Linked DNA regions of Homo sapiens: region 2 is linked to region 1. Evidence: read pairs that join two places in POLR2A ChIA-PET (ENCODE). Cell type or tissue: Panc1. All regions are shown on one strand. Each heading gives the region's core, and the rest is flanking DNA. Links, peaks and the distances in the headings are about the cores only.

Evidence for each region. ChIA-PET counts read pairs that join two places held together with the same protein. Peaks named below come from ENCODE experiments on the same cell type or tissue, not always from the same donor. Only the 100,000 strongest peaks of a DNase experiment are listed, where the experiment ranks them.
Region 2: POLR2A ChIA-PET joins it to region 1 with 5 read pairs; 2 of 35 experiments call an interaction of 5 or more read pairs at or near these places.

What each region holds. Positions count from the first base shown.
Region 1 is chr5:92,863,102-92,870,888 of GRCh38, forward strand. No RefSeq gene overlaps it. Among named protein-coding and RNA genes, the nearest start is that of LINC02058, 73 kb to the right of the region's middle. RefSeq lists a silencer at 1,561-1,855. In Panc1, for the core only: no CTCF peak of the experiment used is centred there; no DNase peak of the experiment used is centred there; H3K27ac peaks cover 1,437 bases.
Region 2 is chr5:92,776,547-92,784,333 of GRCh38, forward strand. No RefSeq gene overlaps it. Among named protein-coding and RNA genes, the nearest start is that of LINC02058, 160 kb to the right of the region's middle. In Panc1, for the core only: no CTCF peak of the experiment used is centred there; no DNase peak of the experiment used is centred there; H3K27ac peaks cover 4,353 bases.

The DNA of each region.
Region 1 (7,787 bases), core at 1,517-6,516:
TTAAGTATGTGTGTGTATATATGTGTATTGTATATTATCTGTAACTAATATATATGCATGTGCCAACCCTACAAGAAAAGCATATATTTTATGTTAATGAACATATTTTATAAAGCGCACATAACACTTTTTCAGACAGAGGAGTAACTAAGAAAAGTCTTCTACATTTGCTTAAAGTTTGGTCCCACCATTCTATGTCTGTCTTTTGAAATCTTTTGACAACCTAGATGCTCTCTAAAATATAAATAAGATTTGGGTGATAGGCATCAATAATTAAGCAATATCACTTTTAGGTAAAACTGTGGTAGAAGGCGAAATAAGGTAAAAAATCAAACTAGTGTGGATTTCCCAGGTGACATATATACAGGTCTCTGTTGTTTCCCAGTAATTCTTCCCCAAAACAAACCCAAATCATTACTAATCACCATCTATGCTATTTCTACCAGTATAACAAAAAATGCTACATTGTTAAATCCTTCAGGCTGAAGCCACACATTATTCATATTTCTATCATCAAGGAAATAGAACGTAGTAATGCTTAGTAAATAGTTATAGGGAGAGTAAATGAGAATCTACATTGATTTATCTTCTTACACTGATCTAGATATGTCTGAGTCAATACATAACAGCTAATAATGTAATTTCTATTATTTCACAAATTCTACCAGAAGTTGTGCGGCAATAATAATTACTTTGCCAAAGCTATGAACATTGTACAGGAAATCTGTTCCATGGTTACAGGGCTACACAGCTCACTTTAATCATTTTTGTCAAGGGAAACTAAGCAAGAGGATATAGGTGGCTTTTCTTTTCAATCATCCCTGTGAGGAAAAAAAAAACAATGAAATCGTGTGTCATCTACATTTGTGAAAATACCACATTAAGCCAAAACAGGGAGAGAGGATCTTACTGTTTAGATTTATTTTTTAAAAAGGAGATGACTATGGTGTGCTGGAAAATATATGGATGAGGAGGAAAAATAAAGTGAAGATGCAAAATTTAGAGTTTATGGTCAAAATTAAGCAATGACAGAACGTCCTCAGTATTATCAATAAGTGTTTAGAAAATGGCTATAAGATACTTCAGATAATATGATATTGTCATAGGACAATATTGTCTAATTTTAAAATTAGAATATGTTTAGAAATGTGGTGAAGTACATCTTCTCTGTGTTTAAGTGATATAAGCATATGGAATATAGAATACTAGGGCTTACAAGCATGTTCTGATTGCACTAAAATAAAGAGCCATTGAAATAAAAATGCATTATTTACTCCTTATTTCCAGTTCAAAACAAGATAATCTTCCATATCCTCACCACCAGGTGGATTCTGGAAGATAATTATTTTGCACACTCAGTTCAGGTTCTTGATTCCAATGCAGGAGGTTACTGCAGGTTTTAGAGCAAATGAGAGCCAAAATACATAAACTTTATTGTTATTGTTGCTCATTTGACATATCCCAAATGAATGGGCATTGGCCATTCAGATGGAAAACAAAAGCCTGTTTATCAGCTGGTTAATTGCACTCAAATATGAAATAAGATTTCCAGCAGTGAAGCTCTCTCACATTTCTATTTCTCACCTGAATGATAAACTATCTGTGAACAGAACCATTTCCAACATCGAAGTGTTTATCATAATGAGGCACATCTGCCACAGGTGAATACTGACCTTTCAACTTTGGTCAGCACCCTGACAGCAGGTGCAGTCATAGGAAAGGAGGATGGAGGCAAGTTTCCTGGCATTGTCATCTTCCTCGTATTTGTTTGGCTTAACTTGGAAATGAGGAAATAACTAAGTAAAGCCAGAACACTGAAAATATTCCTTACACAATGTGTCTAGTGAATGCTTTTACTTCCTAACAAATTTTCTGGGTTGGGGAAGACTGGAATTTTGTTGTAGTTAATATATTTTATTAGCAATTTATTTGTTTTTCAAACAGTAGTTGGACAGGATTATTCATTGTATCATTTTTAAAATGGTACAGATACTTAACTGAGCCTGCCTGATATCTGCTGCATCACTCAAGAATCACTGATTCTTACTTTACCAGTGGGAAGATATTAAATATAGGGCCACATCGTTCCTCTGTGGAGCTTTTGGACAGGCTGGATGATCAACAAAGGGGATATTTTTTAAAGGCCGGGATAGTACGCTCCTCTGTACCAGTGGAGAAGACTTAACTCTGATACTATAACTATAACTTACTGAATACCTTTAATCATGTACTATAGTAAGAGCATTATTACATGTATTCTTTGTTAATGTGTGAACTTTCCAGTTTGTGCAGTCTCCGTGCACAAGTCTCATTAAGGCAGCCTTCTAGAATGAGTGCTGCTTACCTGGTTTTGACTTACGGGCATCAGAATAATGACAGCATTCATGGACCACATGTAACCCAGTCATATGATTTCAGTAAATAATACCACCTCTGTCTCCATCCCTCTTTTTCTCCAGCTAATACCTGACCTTCTACTTGTCCAAGGCATTATTGAATCCTGCTGAAAAAGTAGCATAAGAGATTTTCCTAGCTAGGCGGCTGTGGCTCATGCCTGTAATCCCAGCACTTTGGGAGGTCGAGGCGGGCGGATCGCGAGGTCAGGAAATCGAGACCATCCTGGCTAACAAGGTGAAACCCCGTCTCTATTAAAAGTACGAATTAGCCGGCAAGAGAGGCAAATTAGAGGCAGGAGAATTGCTTGAACCTGGGAGGCGGAGGTTGCAGTGAGCCAAGATGGCCCCACTGCACTCCAGCCTGGGTGGCAGAGGAAGACTCCGTCTCGGGGCGGCGGGAGTGGGGGGAAGGTATTCCTTGTGCCTCAGGAACTAATAATCTAATTAAAGTTTAATAAATAGATGGCTGCTCCTCATTTATGCTTCCTCATAATGACCCCCCCAACAATTTTCTTTTTGGAAATCCGCTCTCTTTCCTCATGTGTGTGAATTCCATGCCTCTCCCTTCCTTTTAGAAAAGCAAGTGGGGGCTTTTCTAAAAGGTCAAGAGATCTAGAGATCATCCTGGCCAACATGGTGAAACCCCATCTCTACTAAAAATACAAAAATTAGCTGGGAGTGACGGTGGGCTCCTGTAGTCCCAGCTACTCGGGAGGCTGAGGCAGGAGAATCGCTTGAACCCGGGAGGCGAAGGTTGCAGTGAGCCGAGATGGCACGCCATTGCACTGCAGCCTGGCAGCCGAGTGAGACTCCCGTCTCAAAAAAATATTAAAAAAAAAAAGGAAAAGAAAAGCAAAGGGGTCAAATCATTTTTTCTCCCCAGGCCACTAGTAGAGGTTTTATCTGTGGCCTCAATCTACCATTCGGGTCCTCGTTTTTAAGATATTAAAAGGAATTTGAGTGACTCAGGAACAGCCATCACCATGATGATGTTCTCACCTCTGTTCTAGCTATTGGATTGTTACTGTGATTTCTGCTACAAAATCCTATCCTTCCCGAATTCTCTTGAATCATGGTCTGAAGCCTCATCTACCAACTTAATTTTATGAGCCCTCACCCCTACCCTGATATTCTTCCAATAAGTTTCCTTTCACTTTTGTTAACCAGAGTTGGTTTCTGTTGCTTGCAAGGAAGAAACATTATGATGCATAAAGTGTGTAATTATGAAAGATAGTTTATAATTAAGATAATGTATGTAATATTGGGAGTGAAACAGACAAAAATACCAGTACTAAAGAAAAAGGAAATGATGGTGGTCTCAGCTAATCAGTAAAAGAAACTAGAGACAGTGACCCGGGGAAGAACGAGGTTTCAACAGGCACAGCGGAATGGATAAGAACTGGTTTTGTTTGTTTGTTTTGTTTGTTTGTTTGAGACGGAGTCTCGTTGTGTCACCCAGGCTGGAGTGCGTTGGCACCATCTCGGCTCACTGCAACTTCTGCCTCCCAGGTTCAAGCGATTCTTCTGCCTCATCCTCCCTAGTAGCTGGGACTACAGGCACTCACCACCATGCCCGGCTAATTTTTGTATTTATTTATTTATTTATTTATTTATTTATTTATTTATTTATTTTTAGTAGAGACGAGATTTCACCATATTGGCCAGGCTGGTCTTGAACTCCTGACCTTGTGATCCACCTGCCTCGGCCTCCCAAAGTGCTGGGATTACAGGCATGAGCCACTGCACCTGGCCTGAATAAGAACTTTCTAAGCAGAGAAAAGGGGCAATTGTAGTCAGGGAACAATGAATGCATCAACTTCTATGGAGTGGGGATTATCTCAGAGTGGTCTTTGCACCACACACATTTGCTTAGTATCTTCAACTGTTGGACACTCAGGAACATGGAGATTGATAAGATCAGATACCTGCCCTTGCTCTTTAAACAGAGGGGGATACACTTGGAGTGTGTTAAAAATGATTTTTGACCACTGCCCTAACTCTGTTCTGTGGAAAAATAGCATCTTCTCCAAAGTGAATTTTTAGTGTTACCAGTGTATTATTTACAGGTAGAAAAAGGAAAATAAATGCTAGACTTAACTAAATGCATTTAAAATTGTAATGAGCAGACGCTTGAAACCTTCAAGGGTAGCACTCCATGAAAATTGTGAGAATTTCTAGCTTCAATTGATTCTCACTTTAACACTTTGAGTAAGTGTAAAACCATTTGTAAAAAATATATATATATAACCTATATGCAAAGTAAAACTTAATCTTACAATTGTGATTGCTTCACATACTTCTCTGAAAAATCCTTACTCATAACTCTGCTTCTTTCTGACAGATTTTAGCTAGAATTTTTGTCATTTTTTCTATTTAGGGCACAGGTAAAGCAATGATGATTTCTATAGGCCATCTTAATGTTAACACCATTTACATCTTCTTTTTATATTTTACTATACTATTGGTATTTAAATTCCTCTTGCTGTAAATAGTGATTTTCTACTCCATAATCAAACTGAACTTTTCCACTGTAGGGACAAGGATGGCAAACAGTCATATGTAGCATAGTGAACAACTTCCCTGCCTGACATAATCAAGAAGATGTACTTGTTTAACCATCTCATGAGTAGAAGTCTAGACTACCCACATAGACTACCCATATACGATCCAAAGGGTGCTGATCAGGAGGAACTGTTCCATTTCACCTTAACTTTGAAAAACTGTCAATGTTGATTTGTGTGTGTGTGTATGTGTGTTTGAAATAAAGCAATGATGGCTCTCTGAATATAACACTGTTTATTTAATTAAACTTTTACAGTTCACATTTAGGTTGGTTCCCTTTTAACTACCTGGGTTATTTGATTATTTATCTTTTATGAATTCCAACCAGCAGAATTACTAGTATATATACATGTTCAAGGCTTTTAACCTGTAGAGAATGTTAGCTTTTTTTCTTGTCAGAATATTTGTACCAATTTATATTTAATATAGTACTGCATAAGCTACTGCTACACTGTCTTTTGAACTTGAGTCCTGGAGCCCAGGGGAAGGAGGAACATGAGTGGGTCATTTTAGTTGTTGCAGGAATGTCTAATCTGAATTTCCATTTATCAATCAGAAAAGTTATTTATTTATTTATTTATTTATTTATTTATTTATTTATTTATTTTGATACAGGGCCTCACTCTGTTGCCCAGGCTGAAGCGCAGTGGCATGGTCACGGCTCATTGCAGTCTCGACCTCCCAGGCTCAAGTGATTCTCCCATTTCAGGCTCCTGAGTACCCAGGACTACAGGCACACACCACCACACACAGCTGATTTTTGTATTTTTTTTTTTTTGTAGAGGCAGAGTTTTGCCACGTTGTCAAGGCTAGAAAAGTGGTTTTTTTTAGTTTAAATTGCAAGACTTTTAAATCTCTATTTCTCAGTATTTCTTATAAGATAAAACCTCTCCTTTGTAAAATTTATTTTTAAAATGTTTTTATTTTTTGACACATTGCAATTGTATGTATTTATGGGATACAATATGATGTTTCAGTGCTTATATATATATTGTACAGTGATCTAATCAGACTAGTTAATCTATCCATCACCTCGTGCATTTATAATTTATTTGGGGTAAGAATGTTCAAAAGCCTCTCTTCTAGCTATTTTGTAATATACGATGTTTTTCTGTTAACCACAGTCACCCAACTGTGCAATAGATTATGAAAACTTATTATTCCTATCAAATTATAACTTTGTACCCATTGAATAAACTCTCCCTTGTCCCCCATCCCCTCCCTTCTCTAATCACTGATAACTGCTATTCTACTCTTTACTTCTATGATGTAAAAAAATTTTAAGATTCCACATATGAATGAGAACATGTGATATATGTCTCTTTGTGCCTGGCTTATTTTACTATACATGATGTCCTTCAGATTCATCCTTGTCACAAATAACACATTTCATTCTTTTTAATGGTTGAATAGTTTCCATATATATATATAGATATGGAATATATAATATTCCATATCTATATATATATATATCACATTTTCTTCATTCATTCATCCCTTGTTGGACACTTAAGTTGATTCCATATATTCGTTATCGTGAATAGTGTTGCAATAAATATGGGAGTGCAGTTATATTTTTTACATGCTGATTTCATTTCTTTGGGTATATACCCAGTAGTACGATTGCTGGATCATATGGCAGTTCTATTTTTAATTATTTGAGGAACTACCATACTGTTTTTCATAATGGCCACACTCGTTTACAACCCCAACAATGTGTAAGTGTTCCTTTTCTCCACATCCTTGCCAATACTTCCTGACTTTTGTCTTTTTGATACTAGCCATTCCAACTGGAGTGAGGTATTATCTCATTGTGGTTTTGATTTGCATTTCCCTGGTGATTAGTGATACAGAGCATTTTTTCATATACCTGTTGATCATTCATATGTCTTCTTTTGAGAAATATTGATTCATGTCTTTTGCTCATTTTTAATCGAATTTTCTTTTGCAGTTGAGTTGTTTGAGTTTTTTATATATTCTGCTTATTAATCCCTTGTCAGATGAATGGTTTTCAAATATTTTCCCCCATCTTGTAGGTCATCTCTTCACTTTGCTAATGTTTTCATTGCTGTTTCAAAGATTTTTAGCTTGGTATAATACCATTTGTCTATTTTTGGTTTTCTTCCCTGTGCTTTTTGCAACTTACCCCCAGATAATATTTGCCAAGAGTAATGTCCTGTAGCATTTTCTCAATTCTCTTTCAGTAGTTTCATAGTTTCAGGTCTTAAATTTAAATATTTAATCCATCTTTAGTTGACTTTTGTATATGGTAAGAGATAGGAATCCAGTTTCATTTTTCTGCATATGGATACCCAATTTTTTCAGCACCATTTATTAAAGAGACTGTCTTTTTCCCATTACACATTTTTGGCACCTTTGTCAAAAATGAGTTTGCTGTAACTGCGTGGATTTATTTCTGCCTTCTCTATTTTGTTCCATAGGTCTATGGGCCTATGTGTCTGTTTGTATACCAATACCATGCTGTTTTGGTTACTATAGTTTGGTAATATAATTTGAAATCAGGAAGTGTGATGCCTGCCTCCAGCTTTGTTCTTTTTGATCAGGATATTTTTTCTTTTCTTTTCTTTTCTTTTTTTTTTTTTTTTTTTGAGACAGACTCTTGCTTTGTTGCCCAGGCTGGAGTGCAGTGGCACAGTCTCCACTCATTGCCACCTTCACCTCCGAGGCTCAAGTGATTCTTGTGCCTCAGTCACCTGAGTAGCTGGGATTACAGGTGTGTGCTACCATGCCTAGCTAATTTTTGTATTTTTGGTAGAGACAAGGTTTCACCATGTTGGCCTGGCTGGTCTCAAACTCCTGGCCTCAAGT
Region 2 (7,787 bases), core at 1,398-6,397, 87 kb before region 1:
ACCATACCTGGACAGCCTTTTTCAAGCAATGTTTGCCTCTCAGCTCATTCAAAGTCCAAAAAGAATCAGTTACAAGTTAATTTCTGTCTACTCTGTCTACTGGGTTCCTATTACAATAAGAAAACTGGGTTCCTGGTTTCCTATTACAGTAAGAAAACCCATACCCTTGCTCAGCTCCCTAACAATAGGTGCTGTCAACTGGTTTAAACCCAGACCACTACAACACTGATTGGACAAAGGACTGACCTTACCTTCTTTCCTGATAAGCTATTACAGTTCTTAAATCAGTTTCAGCCAGCTTATGGAGGCTGCATATACAATTATTAACTATTCCTCAAAAGAATTGCTTACATTCACCATCTCCTTCTTCTTCTAAGAAGGTAATATAAGCTTCTGTACTACATCAGGTTAGTGGGTGATCATTCCCCTGCAATTCCCCCAGGCTATGAGTGTTAAAATAAATTTTGTATGGCTTTTGTTCCTGCCTTTTGTTAGTTGATTTTCAGTGAACTTCAGAAGGTAAAGGAGGAAGCTTTCCCTCTTGGTCCCTACAGTTTTGGTCCTGCAAGCAGGGTAACCAAACAGCTCTGCTCTTCTAGAAGCCACAGTCTAGAGAAACTGGGACCTGACAGGTTGGCCAAAAAAACAAAAAAAAGTAAAATTTTCTTACCAGTCAGATTTCTGCATGTATTTTTGTGGAATCCAGTGAAGCAGACAGTAAAAATTACTGATTTTCTCTTTTTCCTTTCCAAATTTAAGACTCATAGTAGAAAAGAATTTCTGTGACTAGTCTTAGGTGTAAAAACTCTGGTGTCTTTTTGGTATAAATATTCACACTGTCTGATCCCTTTTCTCCCAGAAATACCTTTGTTTTGTGATCTGAGAGACCAAAATAGATACCCCTTTATCAAGTAAGATGGGCCCTAAATTTAAGGGAAAAAAAAGCCATCTACAGGTCGAGGGTTCAGGGACTGGCTGGCATGGCAAATTCTAAATTCCTATTACAATAAGAAAACCCACACCCTTGCTCAGCTCCCTAACAATAGGAGCTATCAACTGGTTAAAACCCAGACCACTACAACTCTGACTGGACAAAGGACTGACCTTACATTCTTTCCTGATAAGCTATCACAGTCCTTAAACCAGTTTCAGCCAGCTTATAGAGGCTGCATATACAAACTGTCTTTGTGTCCTACAGTTTGCCTTTTTTTTTTCATTTTTCTTTTTTTTTTGTGATGGAGTTTTGCTCTGTCACCCAGGCTGAAATACAGTGGCGTGATCTCGGCTAACTGCAACCTCCGCCTCCCAGGTTCAAGCAATTCTCTTGCCTCAGCCTCCGGAGTAGCTGGGATTATAGGCGTGTGACACCACGCCCAGTTAATTTTTTGTATTTTTAGTAGAGACGGGGTTTCACTGTGTTAGCCAGGATGGTCTCGATCTCCTGACCTCGTGACCTGCCCGCCTAGGGCTCCCAAAGTGCTGGGATTACAGGCATGAGCCACCAAGCCCGGCCTACAGTTTGCCTTCTAATGTAAGGAGCCAAATTCCACCTCATGTTAATGCTAAAACACTGCCCAAATAAACATGGTGTGTATGTTACACACGTGTTTACCCATTGCACATGCATTCAGCTCCCCTCATATACAAAAAACATGTATAACTTTCCCCCCCAAACCTGCTAAATAAGTATGATACAGGCCCTGAATGGCATAAAACCCAACCTGCTCTTCCCCTCTTCGAGAAGAGAGCGCCTTCAAGTTCATGCTGGAGATTTCCTCTTCCTGGCTTGCAAACCGATATTGCCAGTAATAGACATCTTATAGCACTCTTTTCTATTTAGCTACTCTAGTGGTCTTTTGGAGGACAGATTTTCCTTTGTCTTTGTCTTCTTTTGTCATTTCATCATAAAGAGGATTACCATAGAATAAAATACAGGCCTAAAATCCCTGCCAGTCTGTTGTTTGAGCCAGCCTCTATAGACTGTGAGCTTTACAGTTCTTATCAGATCAGCACTTGTTTAAGACAAACTGTGCTGTGGGTCACTGAAATAAAAACTGGATGAGGTTCTCCTCTTGTCTTGTTTTATGTTCTTGAGGGCTTGACTTGTGACCAAGTGGGAGCACTCTGTCCGTCTCCACCTTAAAATAGAGCTTTTTTAAATAAAAACCTCGGTTAACAAGGTCCCCAAAATATCTTGAGGTCCTTGGGCCACTCAAAAAGTGACAATTTTTGCTTAAATTTTTGCTTAAAATCATGGGGCATGATTTTTGGGTCTCATCCGATGGCCAGTGTGAAAGGACTAAAAACCTCAAGATATGTGCAATTTTAAACAACACTCTCTTTGTTTCCTATATGCCAAGCTCTCAGGGGAGTTTACGTCAATAAAAAGTACCATCCATAAAGGCCTTTTGCTGTCTCAACTCTCATTGCCCGATTAGTACTGGGAAAGTCCAGTTCCAGGAGGACCTGCCCATATCACAGATTAACAGGTCTGTAACTGGCAACCCCCCACAAATTTGTGAGATACTGGAGACACTGTTCCGAAAACACTGTTCTCAACCATCTGTGACTGTAACCATCTTTTTGCTCTCTTAGTCTATTTATAGGCATTAATTTTGGGTGATCATGGGCATTGTCTCTTTGACACCCTTTCCAGGAACTCCTTTTGCTTATATGGTAAAACTTATTCTAAGCCTAACAATTACCTCCTGGTCTTTCCATAAAGAGCCTTATTAGATTGAATCACTATTAAAATAAGTACATCATTAGATATTCATTAGTCATTAGTGGCCAGACAATGGATCTTTAAGTTAAAAAGACTCCTATGTGGGAAAAATATATATATTACAGATGTCTCTTTCTAAACAATTACCTTATTTTTATTTATGGAAAGAAAGATCAAATTAGATAAAAGATACAAAACTAAAGAGCATAAATCTGACCCAGAACAAAAGTTAAAATCCTTTGAAAGCTCAAACTTCCTGTTTTGGATTTTCTGTGGGATTTGCAAGAAAGGCACTGCACTCTGTAGCCTCATGGCTAGGATTGGGCACTTTCACCACTGCAACCCAGGTTTGATTCCAGGTCATGAAATCAGTTCCTTGGAAATGTAAATCCTTTGACTCAGGAAAAGAAAAACATTCATACAAATTAGTTTACATTGTTTTCAATTTATATTTGCATGACTCTTGACCTTTGGGGATATCCATTTGTTTATAATCCTTTCTTCTCCCATAGACAGGTTTTTAATTTCCTGTTGTCAAACTATTTGTCTCCTTTAATTTTCTGTCCATGCAGCACATGGGTTGTCAGGCCTTTGTGTACAGATGGTCAGCTGAGACACTGGGGTCCTGGAAAATGAGACCACACAGAGATGTGGGTTGTATCCCATTTGTTGCTAGCAAAATTTTTCTTCCTTTATACTACCATTGGGAGTTATCTGAATTTTGGAATGGTTACAGCTTTTGCTCCTTCTTTGGAAAACTTGGCTAAGGCCATAAAGGGCTTCTTGATTTTAGTCTCATGTGTGCTTATTTGTTTTGATTTTGATCATTTGTCTAGGTATATCTGGTTTAAAATCGGTTTGTATTCAGGCTGTGATACAAGTGGTTCTTTAGGTTTTTTGGTGTTTTGGTTTCATTTGTCTTTCCCTCTCTATTGAGCTGGAGAGACACACCCTGCAGCACCACTGACAGACAAAGTAGTGAGCAAGTGCGGTAGACCCCACTTCAGGCAGTGCAGGGAAACACACTGCTCCTGCCGCTGCCACCACGTCCTCTTGGGTCCAGCAAAAGGCTGGTGGGTTGTGTGACAGAAAGTTTGCTGCTTGTATATTTAATTATTTATTTATTTATTTTTAATAGAGCTCTAAGGTCAAAAGCTTAATTAAAAGCTTATATTTTTCTCTGTTCTCTTTTAAATCCTTTCTCCCCAGGAAACTTCTTAGAAGATTAGAACCCTTTCTCTTAAACCCTTGCTAACTAGAACTACATTAGCCTTTTGAAATGTTTAAAACTCCCCAAATTGACTTCTAAGACTTGTTCTTCCACTTGCTCTGCCCGTTTCTTTTTGCCACTTTTGATACCACATGAAGGGATCTAGAGGGGACTTCTAGCAACTCTGAGACTCCTTGAAAAACACAAAAATATGCCACTGACCTCCTTATATTGGGACCCCCTGTCTTCTTCATGGAACCCCAGGAGCAGTACTAAGGTTCCTCTTAGCTCTGGTTTATGTTATCCATCATCATTATGATTATTATGCTAAATTGTTGAAGGCCACAGAAAATAACCAAATTTCTTTGTCAATTGCATCTTTAACCATGGCCATTTTAAGCTGTGTTGCCCCCAATCAAATGCATTATTCTGATGCCTTTTTTTTTCTGAAAGCTCTTTGCAAATCCTAAAATGTTGTGTCTTCAAGGAGTTCAGCGAAGGGATTAAAAAAAATGACAAATACAGGTTTCTGACAAATTTGAAACCATACAATTGAACTGGCTAAAAATTCTAAAACTCTTTTTAAAAATCCCCTTGGATTGTCTATAGCTTTACAGCAATTTGGTAAATTATAATTTTTTGAGCAGAACTGAAACATTTACCTTTTTCTCTCCTGATTTCTCCAGAATTCAGAAACTGTTCATGCATCTTTTTGTTTGATGGCAATATAGTATTTTTACATAAGTTCAGTGAGAATCTGCTCTCTTTTGTAATAGGACGCAATTGCAGACACTGTTTATTTCACCAAGGTTATGACTGGAATCATATTTTTAGATATGACCAAACTAGTTTGAGGGATTGAGGTTGTCTTTAATGGGGACAATAAAAATCCCCTTGGAAAAACTGATCTAGCACCTTGTCTACATGGTTCCTTTACAGGGTTCCTGCCCTTGCAGTAAGCAAAAATTGCCACTTTTTGAGCGGCCCAAGGACCTCAAGATATTTTGGGGACCTTGTTAGCAGAGGTTTTTATTTAATTTGTATAAGTTTTACAGACACGATCTGAGAGCGAGGTTAATCCTAGGCAGGCTTCCTAGTCTTAAGAGGCTTTTAATTTCTTATACAAAGTTCCAAAATTGCCACTTATGAAGAGGCTATAGGATAAATCATTATTCTTACTGCACTTTATGTAAATAATCAGGCTTATTTATTTATTATTATTTATGTAAATAATCAGAGTTAATGAAACTGAACTTATTTATGAACAAATTAGTCTTGCTGAAAACATCTTTGGTAGAAATGAAAGACTGGAGAGAGAAAAATTATGTTTCAGAAGACCTATAGTATACATGTTACTCGGTTCTAGTACCATCTATTTTTTAATTAGTTTTTTTAATTATCTGGACTGAATCCCAAATTTTTAGTTTCTTCCCATATCTATCTTAGATTCACCAGACTAACATTTCTAATTTTCGTTCACCCTTTCTCACTTGGAATTACTAAAAATTAAAACTGCCTTTTTTTCTGAGGCCCTAAAAACTGAAGCTAGTCACTCAGGCTTTAAAGAGAAATCAACACAGAGCTTATATTTGAACAAATTTTGTACATGGAGAGAATAAACCAAAAACTCTGTTAGATTGCCATTAATCTTTTCAACTAACTGCCCTCCAAATGCTAAAGAAACTACTCTATAGATTACTCCAGGCATTAACCTTTTCTTCTGTTCCTATGGAAATGCCATTTATTAAAAATCTGTTTGCCTACCTCATATAGAGGCCTAGCTGTGAGAGCCCATCTGCAATGCCATCTCCTTAAATGAGACACAACTATTTAACTGAACTTACTTATTCACAGAAAGGGGAAACTAGTTTAATGGTATCCTTAGCCACTCAGTTGCTAATTTGGTATTTTTCTCTCCAAAGACACCAACTCAGCTTTATGTGTGTGAAACTTCTAGGAAAGCTTCAGACAGGGAAACGTTGGGGCACAGAAAACAATGCCCCAAAATATGACACTCTGACATGTTGTGCTGAAGAAACAGCCTTAAGCTCTCTCTGACCTTCCCCTGACTCAAATCTCAACCCTTCTGTCTCTCCCAAAGCAGAGGATGAGGCTGTTCTCTAAAGTTTCCTTATTTACCTAAAAACTGGACTCCCAAAGAGGAGCACAACTATCTTCCATTCCCTCCTTGAAACCTCATTATTTACTCCAGAAAACAAGACTGAGAAATGTAGCTACATTTGGATGGATTTTTCAAAAACTAAGGTCTGCCTCTCAGCTTATTTAAATTCCAAAGAGAATAATTTTAAAGTTTACTTCTGTCACCTGGGTCCACTCATTGTTCTTAATAATCATTTACTATCCCTCAAAAAATTGTTGAAATTTTTCAACTCCTCCCTCCCCTATGAAGAAAGGAATATAAGATTCTGTATCCCACTGGATTATTTAATTATTCTCCTGTGATTTCCCCATGCTATGTATATTAAAATATATTTTGTATGGCTTTTGTTCCTATTAATCTGCTTTTTGTCAGCTGATTTTCAGTAAACTTCAGAAAGTAAAGAGGGAATGGCAGACACAAAACCACGGATCCAGGAAGCTTAGAGAGCACCAAGTAGAGTAAATACAAAAAGAAAAAAAAATACCTAGATATAATAAATTATATATTCAATCTCCAGAAAACCCAAAAGAAAGAAAACCTTGAAGGAAGCTGAGGGTCAGGAGATAAAGGTAGAATACCTTGCCTGTGGAAGAACAAAGATAAGAATTAAACAATTTCTGATCAGAAACCATGCACACAAGGCAGAAAAGTCAAATATTTAAAATGTTGAAAAAAAGAAAACCTACAATTTTCAGCAAAATTATCTTTCCAAATAGAGAAATAAGGACATCCTCAAACAAACTGGAAAAATTATGTTACCAGATGACCAACCTTATAAGAAAAGTTAAAAGAAGTTCTTCATGCTGAAGGAAAGCTAAATAGGCTAAAAACATGGATCTACATTTAAAGAAAGAAAGAAAAGTGTCAGAGAAAAAATGTATTAAGATAAAACAGGATTGTGTTTTTCTTATTTTTAACTGTATTTTGGTGCTACTGTAAGACAACTGTATGTTTAAAGTAATCATGATAACAATGTATTAGGTAATTATAGGTATGAATAAGTGAAATGTAAAACAGCATTGTCACAGGAATTAATTGAGAATGCTCTGCTGTAAGTTACCTGCACTACTTATAAATGAGTATAGTGTTATGTGAAGGTTAAGTTAGACTAATTAAAATGTATATTGTAAACTCTAGAGCAATAACTAAAATCTTTGTTAAACAAGAATAATTGATACACTCTGAAGGAGATAAAATAGAATCATGTAAAATCCTTAATATCAGAGAAGCCATAAAAAAGGGGTAGGATAAGCAACAATTAGTATGATTAAATATAAGTTATAATTATAATACATATTAATTACTTATTACATATTAATACATATTAATCACTGTATAATCTAAAAGTACTAATTAAAAGATAGAAGTTGAATGAGTAGATGAAAAATAATCTAGAGGCAACTTTATCTCATGTAAAATAAACTCACTTCAAATATAAAGACTCAACACTGTTAAAAATTAAAAGAGGCTGGCACAGTGGCTAACGCCTGTAATCCTAGCACTTTGGGAGGCCAAGGCAGGCAGATCACAAGGTCAGGAGATCGATACCATCCTGGCCAACATGGTGAAACCCCGTCTCTACTAAAAATACAAAAATTAGCTGGGCGTGGTGGCACGCGCCTGTAGTCCCAGCCACTTGGGAGGCTGAGGCAAAAGAATTGCTTGAACGTGGAAGGCTGAGCTTGCAGTGA